Regions from separate parts of the Homo sapiens genome. Here region 1 is linked to region 2. Evidence: read pairs that join two places in POLR2A ChIA-PET (ENCODE). Cell type or tissue: Panc1. All regions are shown on one strand. Each heading gives the region's core, and the rest is flanking DNA. Links, peaks and the distances in the headings are about the cores only. Region 1 holds the start of ZNF101 (zinc finger protein 101). Region 2 overlaps ZNF682 (zinc finger protein 682).

Region 1 (4,389 bases), core at 260-4,259, 360 kb before region 2:
CTGAAGTCTTTTGAACAAACAGTTACTGGAAGGGTCAGTGGGGAGGAGGTCTACTTCTAGCCCGGGGGGAGTTGTGTGGCGGTCACAAAGGACTGTATTGTAAGACTGATGGGGGAAGGAGGGGAACAGTCTGGTTGGGTTGACCCTAACGGGAGCAAGTTCTGCTTCCATGCAAGTCCAGGTCCAAGGTCCCAGCGAGGGGCTGTGGGTAGCACCTGTCAGTCACACCCCACACAGCGAGCGGATTATTTGAGGATTCCGATCACCTCTCCTGTCGCTCAAGCCCCAGGGGCGGGACCTGGGGCACCAGCCAGTCAGAGGCGCTGTGCGGCAAACTGTCCAATCAGGTGCGCCGGGAGGAGGGGCAACTTCCAAAGCCCGAAGCGGTCTCATTTCCCGCCGGCCCCCCATTCGGGTCCGGGTTTTAGTTCCTCGGGGAGCCCCTGGTGCCCCGGATACGGCTGATTTTGTCGTGTGGGACCTGTTCTGGCTGCTCCAGCCCCAGGAAGGACCCAGGACACCCGGAAGCCGGAAATGGTGAGCGTGCGGAGCCGGGCGTCCGGAGACCTGAGGAGGAGCTGGTCGGAACCGGCAGTGGCTGGACCTGGGCCTCCCCGCGGCGACTGTGGGGGTCTGGGACCCGAGTCCCCCAGGCGCAGCTCGACCCTTGGTCCCCTCGGTCGCCGGGTGGAGCTGGACCAGCCGCCGGGACCCCGGGTGTCCTGTCCCGGCCCCGGAGCCCTCTCAGGGCAGCTCCGCGCCCGCAGCCCCGCGTCTCCCCAGATCGTGCGGGGGCCTCAGGAGGGTCTTAGGGGGAATCCCGCCTCGGGTGTGGGGTTCGTGCGGGAGGAGCCGTGGCCTGTGGGGTCCCCAGTTCCTCCTCCCTTAGGCGGTCCCCGTTTCCTTCGGAGTCTTCCAAAGGTGTGGGAAGCTGGGTTTCAAACCCACGACCCCGTCCCCCAGCTTCGCTCCTCCCAGGGCTGCAGTAAATCCCTAAATTTCCCCGCATTCCCCAACCCTAAGTTCTCCCTCCAGTACATCCACTTCACATTATTATTATTATCATTATTTCTATTATTTTTGAGACGGAGTCTCACTCTGTCGCCCAGGCTGGAGTGCAGTGGCACTGTCTGGGCTCACTGCAGCCTCCGTCTTCCGGGTTCAAGTGATTCTCCTGCCTCAGCCTCCTGAGTAGCTGGAATTACAGGTGCCCGCCACCACGTCCGGCTAACTTGTATTTTCAGTAGAGACAGGTTCACCATGTTGGCCGTGCTGAAGTCCTGATCTCAGGTATCTGCCTGCCTCGGTCTCCCAAAGTGCTGGGATTACAGGCTTGAGCCACTGCGCCTGGCAAGACCCAGTGTTTTAACTGTCATCTTTTCCAAGGAGCCCTAGATGGCACTTCTTAAAAAGTTCATTTTCCGTTTGTGAACATTTCACATGCGAGCAAAGCAGAAAATAACCCCCTGACACTCCGATGTTAAAAAAAAAAAATCACTGTGCCTGCCCTCTTTTTACCTTCCCTAGGCGCGGCCACCTTATCAGACAGTCTTTGGGTGGAGGCTTCTCTTGGGAACTTCACAGGGTATTGGGTCCTCAGCCCACCCTCCTATCTTTCTGGTCCTGGGTTTCAGGACCGTCCAGGGACTTCTTCCAGCTGCCCTCGGAAGAACGGGTGAAAAGTCTGTCCTGGCGTGGTTAATCTTTCCTGGTTGTTTGATGAGCCTCCTAGGGAGGAGTTCTTGTCTTTTGAAAAGAAGTTTCCTTAGGAAATTCCAGAGGGATTCCCTGCTGGCCCTTGGGGGTGGGGTGGGGCCAGAAACAGTAGAAAGAAACTTCTCCCTTCTGAGGCAGCTCAGGGTGGCATGCAGTGGCACAGTCATGGCTTACTACGGCCTCAACCTCTGGGGCCCAAGCAATCCTCCTGCCTCAGTCTTCCAAGAAGCTGGGACCACAGGCATGCGCCACGCCCGGCTAGTTTTTATTTTTTGTAGAGACAAGGTCTCACTATGTTGCCCAGTCTGCTCTGGAAGTCAAAAGCGATTCTCCTGCCCAGGTGGCTCACGCCTGTAATTCCAGCACTTTGGGAGGCTGGGGCGGGAAGATCTCTTGAGCCCAGAAGTTTGAGACCATCCTGGGCAAAGTGGCGAGACCCCATTTCTACAACAAATACAAAAATTAGCCGGGTATGGTGGCGCATGCCTGTAGTCTCAGCTACTCAGGAGACTGAGGTGGGAGAGCCACCTGAACCCGGGGAGGTTGAGACTGCCGTTAGCTGTGATTGCGCCACTGCACTGAACGACAGAGTGAGACCCTGTCTTTAAAAAAAAAAAAGGAAATCTTCCATTATGGCTGCAGAATATGAATACATTCCCACAAAAAAAAGGCATGGTAGGTCGGGCGCGATGGCTCACGCCTGTAATCCCAACACTTTGGGAGGCAGAGGCAGGCAGATCACGAGGTCAGGAGATCGAGACCATCCTGGCTAACACGGGGAAACCCCGTCTCTACTAAAAATACAAAAAAATTAGCCAGGCGTGGTGGCGAGCGCCTGTAGTCCCAGATATTCTGGAGGCTGAGGCAGGAGAATGGCGTGAATCCGGGAGGCGGAGCTTGCAGTGAGCTGGAGATCGCGCCACTGCACTCCAGCCTGCGCGACAGAGCGAGACTCCATCTCAAAAAATACATAATAAAAAAAGGCATGGTAGATAAGCAGAAATTAGTGATTTACAAAGATTCACCAGCACATCAGCTCCTCTCCTTTGCAGGTTGGGGAATTTGTGATGGTGGATAACTCTGTTCTGTTTTGTGTTATCTGGATTTGACAGATTAACGCTGAATCCTTTGGGATAAGTTTGGCAACATCTAGAAGTAGTCAGATATGATCTTTTGTTTACTGAATAGTTTATTATGGAAAAAATACTGAATGACATCTGAAAGTGATAGATACTCATCTCTTTTCCTAAGGATACTAATCTGTACTCCTAGGTCTCTCTCATGATCTCATGTAATCCCAGTTATTTCCCAGAGTTGCTGCCCGTAATATTAATACCATCACCTTAGGTGTTAGGATTTTTTTTTTTTTTTTGAGACAGAGTCTTGCTCTGTCGCCCAGGCTGGAGTGCAGTGGCGCGATCTCGGCTCACTGCAAGCTCCGCCTCCCGGGTTCACGCCATTCTCCTGCCTCTGCCTCCCGAGTAGCTGGGACTACAGGTGCCCGCCATTACGCCCGGCTAATTTTTTGTATTTTTAGTAGAGACGGGGTTTCACCGTGTTAGCCAGGATGGTCTCGATCTCCTGACCTCGTGATCCGCCCGCCTCGGCCTCCCAAAGTGCTGGGATTACAGGCGTGAGCCCCCGTGCCCGGCAGATATTTTTCAACGTATGCTTTTTACATCATAATCATTTTATTCACGAGACATTTTCAGACTTCAAGAAAAATTTCAGTAGGCTTTGTTCTTTTCTAAAAATTGACTTCAACGGCTTGTAACAGCAATTCAAGATGAACTGAGGGCAGGAACACTGGCAAACACCTGTAATTCTAGGTACTTGAGAGGCTGAGGCGGGAGAATCGATTTAGCCCAGGAGTTCAAGTCCAGCCTGGGCAATATAGTGAGACCCCCATCTTAAAAAATGTGTGTGTGTATATATATATATATATAAATTATATGTATGATTATATATATATTTATAAGTTGTATGATTATATATATTTATAAATTTTATGTATGATTATATATATATTTATAAATTTATTTATTTTATTTTTTTACTTTCGAGACAAAGTCTTGCCCTGTTGCCCAGGCTGGAGTGCAATGGTACAATCTTGGCTCACTACAACCTCCGCTAAAGTGATTCTCCTGCCTCAGCCCTCCCCCACGCCCGGTAGCTGAACCCGGTAGCTGAATCCTGAGTAGCTGGGATTACAGGTGCCCTCCACCACACCTAGCTAATTTTTTTTAGCTTTAGTAGAGACAGGGTTTCGCCATGTTGGCCAGGCTGGTCTCGAACTCCTGACCTCATGGTCCTCCTGCGTCGGCCTCCCATAGTGTTGGGATTACAGGCGTGAACCATCACATTCAGCCCTATATGCATTTTAGAACGGGCTTTTTTTTTGGCGGGGGGGGTCTCTGTTGCCCAGGCTGGAGTGCGGTGGCACGATCTCAGCTCATTGCAACCTCTGCCTCCCAGGTTCAAACGATTTTCCTGCCTCAGCCTCCCAAGTACCTGGGATTACAGGCACCTGCCACCACGCCCAGCCAATTTTTTGTATTTTTAGTAGACACGGGGTTTCAACATGTTGGCTAGGCCAGTCTGAAACTCCTGAGCTCAGGCAATCCTCCCACTTCGACCTCCCAAAGTGTTGGGATTATAGGCATGAGCCACTGT
Region 2 (4,389 bases), core at 68-4,067:
CTGTGTGCTCAGAAGCACACTATAGAGCATTGTGCTGGGAAGATGACATAATGTGAATTTATCCTCATAACACCCTGGGAGGTGGGTACTAACTGTCCCATAATTCCCTGGATTTATATGAAAAGCCCAGCATTTAAATTTCTTCTTGTTCTATCACTGATTTTTTTTTTTTTTTTGGAGATAGAGTCTTGCTGTGTTGCCCAGGCTGGAGGGCAGTGGCACGATCTTGGCTCACTGCAATTTCCACCTCCCCAGTTCAAGCAATTCTCCTGCCTCAGCCTCCTGAGTCACTGGGATTATAGGTGCCTGCCACCACGGCCAGCTAATTTTTCTATTTTTGGTAGAGATGGGGTTTCGCCATGTTGGCCAGGCTGGTCTCGAACTCCTGACCTCAGTTGATCTGCCTGCGCCCCGGCCTCCCAAAGTGCTGGGATTACAGACGTGAGTCACCGCACCCAGCCTTTCTTTTGTTTTCTTTTTTTTTTAAATGCATGGAATAGGCCAGGCACGGTGGCTCATGCCTGTAATTCCAGCACTTTGGGAAGCCAAGGCAGGTGGATCACCTGAGGTCAGGAGTTTGAGACCAGCCTGGCCAACATCGTGAAACCCCATCTCTACTAAAAATACAAAAATTAGCTGGGTGTGGTGGCACACACTTGTAGCCCCAGCTACTTGGGAGGCTGAGGTGGGAGAACTGCTTGAACTTGGGAGGCAGAGGTTGCAGCGAGCAGAAATCATACCACTGCACTCCAGCCTGGGTGACAGAGTGAGACCCTGTCTCAAAAAAAAAAAAAAAATTAAAAAAAATAAAAAAGCTTGAAATAAAAGCTGAAGATAGACACAAGAATGAAATACAGAACGGGAAAATTAAGTGTAGTTCAAAGGGATTTCTCAGCATTGGGTTTATATTTACTTTCTTGTGATTCCTGGAGCAACTGCTGGATATGCAGGAATAGAAAATGGTTTGCTAGGTGGTATGCCTCTAGAAACAGTGGTTTTAATTAAAAAAAAAAATTAAAGACCAAAAATATTTAGTTATTTGCTTCCATTTATCTGCTTTTGGGTTTGGAAGAATTGTGAACAACCACTCTGGAGAGGCAGCAGGAGCCAAACTCTGATCTCCTTTAATCAACTCTGTATGGAGATTCCAAGGTGGAGCCGGACCTGGATGAGGCCTCAGAAGAGGTGAAACGTGGGTAAGGCTGGGACAGGGAGAGGGCCCTAGGTAGAATTCTGATCTCCATGTCACTGGGGTATTTCCAATTCTGTGTTTTCTAAGCCTGCCCAAGAGAAACTTGACTCCCCAGGTTTGTGTGATTTTAATCTATTTCACCCAATTCCCTGTCTATTTTATAACATACAGTAACAAGGAATTTAACCAAAATGCATAGTGTTTTCTAGGACATGTATATTAGAAGCTAAATATTTAGTCTTCACAAGGTAAAAGCAATAGAAATAATAACTATAGGGCTGGGCGCGGTGGCTCATGCCTGTAATCCCAGTACTTTGGAAGACCGAGGTGGGTGGATCACCTAAGGTCAGGAGTTCGAGACCAGCCTGGCCAATATGGTGAAATCCCATATCTACTAAAAACACAGAAATTAGCCGGGCGTGGTGGTGCACGCCTGTAATCCCAGCTACTCAGGAGGCTGAGACAGGAGAAAATCACTAGAACCCGGTAGGCGAAGGTTGCAGTGAGCCAAGATTGCACCACTGCATTGCAACCTGGGCAACAGAGCGAGACTCCACCTCAAAAAATAGAAAAGAAAAAATAACTATAATAACAACTCTTCTGTTCATGAGTGGCCCTTCAGATGGTGACATCAGAGTTCCCAACATAAGGAAAGTGGCCCTAAATCCCCTGCACACGTCCCTTTTTTGTACTGACTCCATGGTGTGAAATTCAGCCATTTATTCATTTGCCACAGACACAGTTCCTGGATTGCAGAGATTATGATTGCCTCATCTGTTTTTCTAATCGCCATATGAAATGAAAGTAATTGGTTGATCAGTCTCCAGCTCTCCTTTTTTTTCACCCAAGTGAAAACTGGAACAACTCCCATCTAGGAACCAACCAAAGAGATTATTTTTGTGAGAAAGAGAAGAAACACTGAATGACTTATTCCCCTCCCTCTTAGATGGTAGCAGAATTAGACCCTCTTGTCAGCCTCACCCCAGTCTGCACACAACAACCTCAAATGTCTCAAAGACTCTCAGGTGCTGGGAAGAGGGTCTACAGTCACTCTGGGTTGATGTCCTCATGGCAATCCAAACAGGAAACACTGAGACTGATTCTGTGGGAACAGAATAGACAATAGAACTTCCCTGGTAGAGCTTCAGATCCTAAACCCATATGTGATATCACCTGTCCTTAATCAGTTAGCTTGGGTAAGAGGAATGACAGGAATATTTTATTCCAGTATCACAGCTTACAGGTAGGTGTGGTTGTTATGGTCATGGCTGTAGATATTTTGTGGCCTGGACCCCCCACTGCTGGGGTGATTCTGCCATCAGATTCTATTTACACCAAGAGCCTCTCACACAACTGCAGCAGGTCAGAGGACAAGATCTGGAAATTTTCAAGGACCACACTTTGAAGGGTGGGGCTCTAAAATGTCGATGTTGACCTGTCACGATGCAGAAAATGTTTCCTATGGGCTTTCTGTACATTCTCAATCCAAAGTCAGGTCCTGTCTCATGAGTCCCAGAAGCCAGTGCTTATATGCAGATTCTAGTGACATCAACCTGGCTGTGCATTATTGGGTGTTATAGCATGCTGCGCAAAACCAGAGGAGAGATCCAGTCATGGAGACTGCTCTAACACATTATAAATGATATGTCGGCCGGGCACGGTGGCTCACCCCTGTAATCCCAGCACTGTGGGAGGCCGAGGTGGGCGGATCACGAGGTCAGGAGATCAAGACCATCCTGGCTAATACAGTGAAACCCCATCTCTACTAAAAATACAAAAAATTAGCCAGGCGAGGTGGCGGGTGCCTGTAGTCCCAGCTACTCGGGAGGCTGAGGCAAGAGAATGGCTAAAAAAAGGGGAATAGAAAAGTGGGCCGATAAAAAGTTCTTTGTCAAGGATTCTCATTAGTTTACAGGAATAACATTGATTAGTGATTGGCCATACAGGGTTAAGCTAGAAGGTGTGGGCTATAGTGTCCTGTGTGGCATTATTAGATTAATTTATAGCTATGTGTGGCAGTAACAAGCAGTTTCAAGAGGTGAATACATTGCTCAAAGGAGAAGTAGGACATAATTCTGGATTCATTTTAATGTCTCTCTGAGCCTGATAACTAACAGAACTTGCATCCCTCAGATAAAAGTTCTTTTACTTTCTCAAATCCCAGGGCCTGGATTCAAATTTGGGGGTTTCAGATTTAGGTTGCAGAGGTATGGGAAAGTAGCAGGTGCCCTTTGCACATTCTCAGGCATTTGTACAGGAGGAGGAAAAGAACATTTTAAATTCTTAGGTCTAATCAATGCATATGTGTAACCCTGACAGGGTTTGTCTCTGAATTCATTTCAGATTTGAAGATGCCAGGGACATTGAAAGAGGTGGAATGGTTGGTTGCTGCCCTGTAAGGTTATTTTTGTAGAAATCTGATCTGACTGCTCTACAAGGGACTATAGATCACAAATAGGCAGAGAGACCATTTTGCCTGCAATTTGGGGTTTGCACAATTGTGGGTTGTGACTTGAAGCCCAAGAGGGAAAGACCCTCTAGGGTGAAGTCTGATGGGTACCTTACATGTTTATATCATACCTGGTCATTTCAGACAGTGTTTTCAAAAATGTAATTAAAAGCACAATCATCTCCAACCCCAGAAAAACTCTCCACAATGGCAGAACACAAAGCAAAAACCATATGATTACACAATTAAGCCAGAATGTGACATTAATTGCAGGCAATTTGCTAAGAGATTGCAAAGATAGAAAGAAGGTTGTCATAATTAGTCCTCAAGAAGACCACGTGACAGCACTCACTTGTCGTAGATAGTTTATCCTAAACCCACCTGGGAATTGGGGAGGTCAGTTGATTATATTCTATGAAAGATAAACTTCCCACATCTTCATGACAGGAGGTAGTTTTGCAACTTGGAGCCAAATTCAGGTACTTGCTGAAGGTAGGGTTTTACTTCTCTGTAGAAACTGTGGTGCCAGGTGCGGTGGCTCACTACTGTAATCCCAGCACTTTGGGAGGCCGAGGTGGGCAGATCACCTGAGATCAGGAGTTCGAGACAAGCCTGGCCAACGTGGTGAAACCCCGCCTTTACTAAAAATACAAAAAATTAGCCAGGCGTTGTGGTGGGCACCTGTAATCTCAGCTACTTGGGAGGCTGAGGCAGAGGCAGGAGAATCACTTGAACCTGGGAGGTGGAG

The links. ChIA-PET counts read pairs that join two places held together with the same protein. Peaks named below come from ENCODE experiments on the same cell type or tissue, not always from the same donor. Only the 100,000 strongest peaks of a DNase experiment are listed, where the experiment ranks them.
Region 1: POLR2A ChIA-PET joins it to region 2 with 11 read pairs; 6 of 35 experiments call an interaction of 5 or more read pairs at or near these places.

Annotation. Positions count from the first base shown.
Region 1 is chr19:19,668,430-19,672,818 of GRCh38, forward strand. It overlaps ZNF101 (zinc finger protein 101), which reads left to right and starts at 410. Exons shown (of 4, transcript NM_033204.4): 1 at 410-537. The coding sequence starts at 535. RefSeq lists enhancers at 99-665, 666-1,231 and a silencer at 620-819. In Panc1, for the core only: no CTCF peak of the experiment used is centred there; a DNase peak (open chromatin) is centred at 302; H3K4me3 peaks cover 1,714 bases; H3K27ac peaks cover 1,629 bases.
Region 2 is chr19:20,028,820-20,033,208 of GRCh38, forward strand. The region is part of intron 1 of ZNF682 (zinc finger protein 682); the gene reads right to left. LOC105372308 (a long non-coding RNA gene) reads right to left here. Exons shown (of 2, transcript XR_001754062.2): 1 at 4,023-4,389; 2 at 1,898-2,294. Among named protein-coding and RNA genes, the nearest start is that of ZNF682, 8.5 kb to the right of the region's middle. In Panc1, for the core only: no CTCF peak of the experiment used is centred there; no DNase peak of the experiment used is centred there.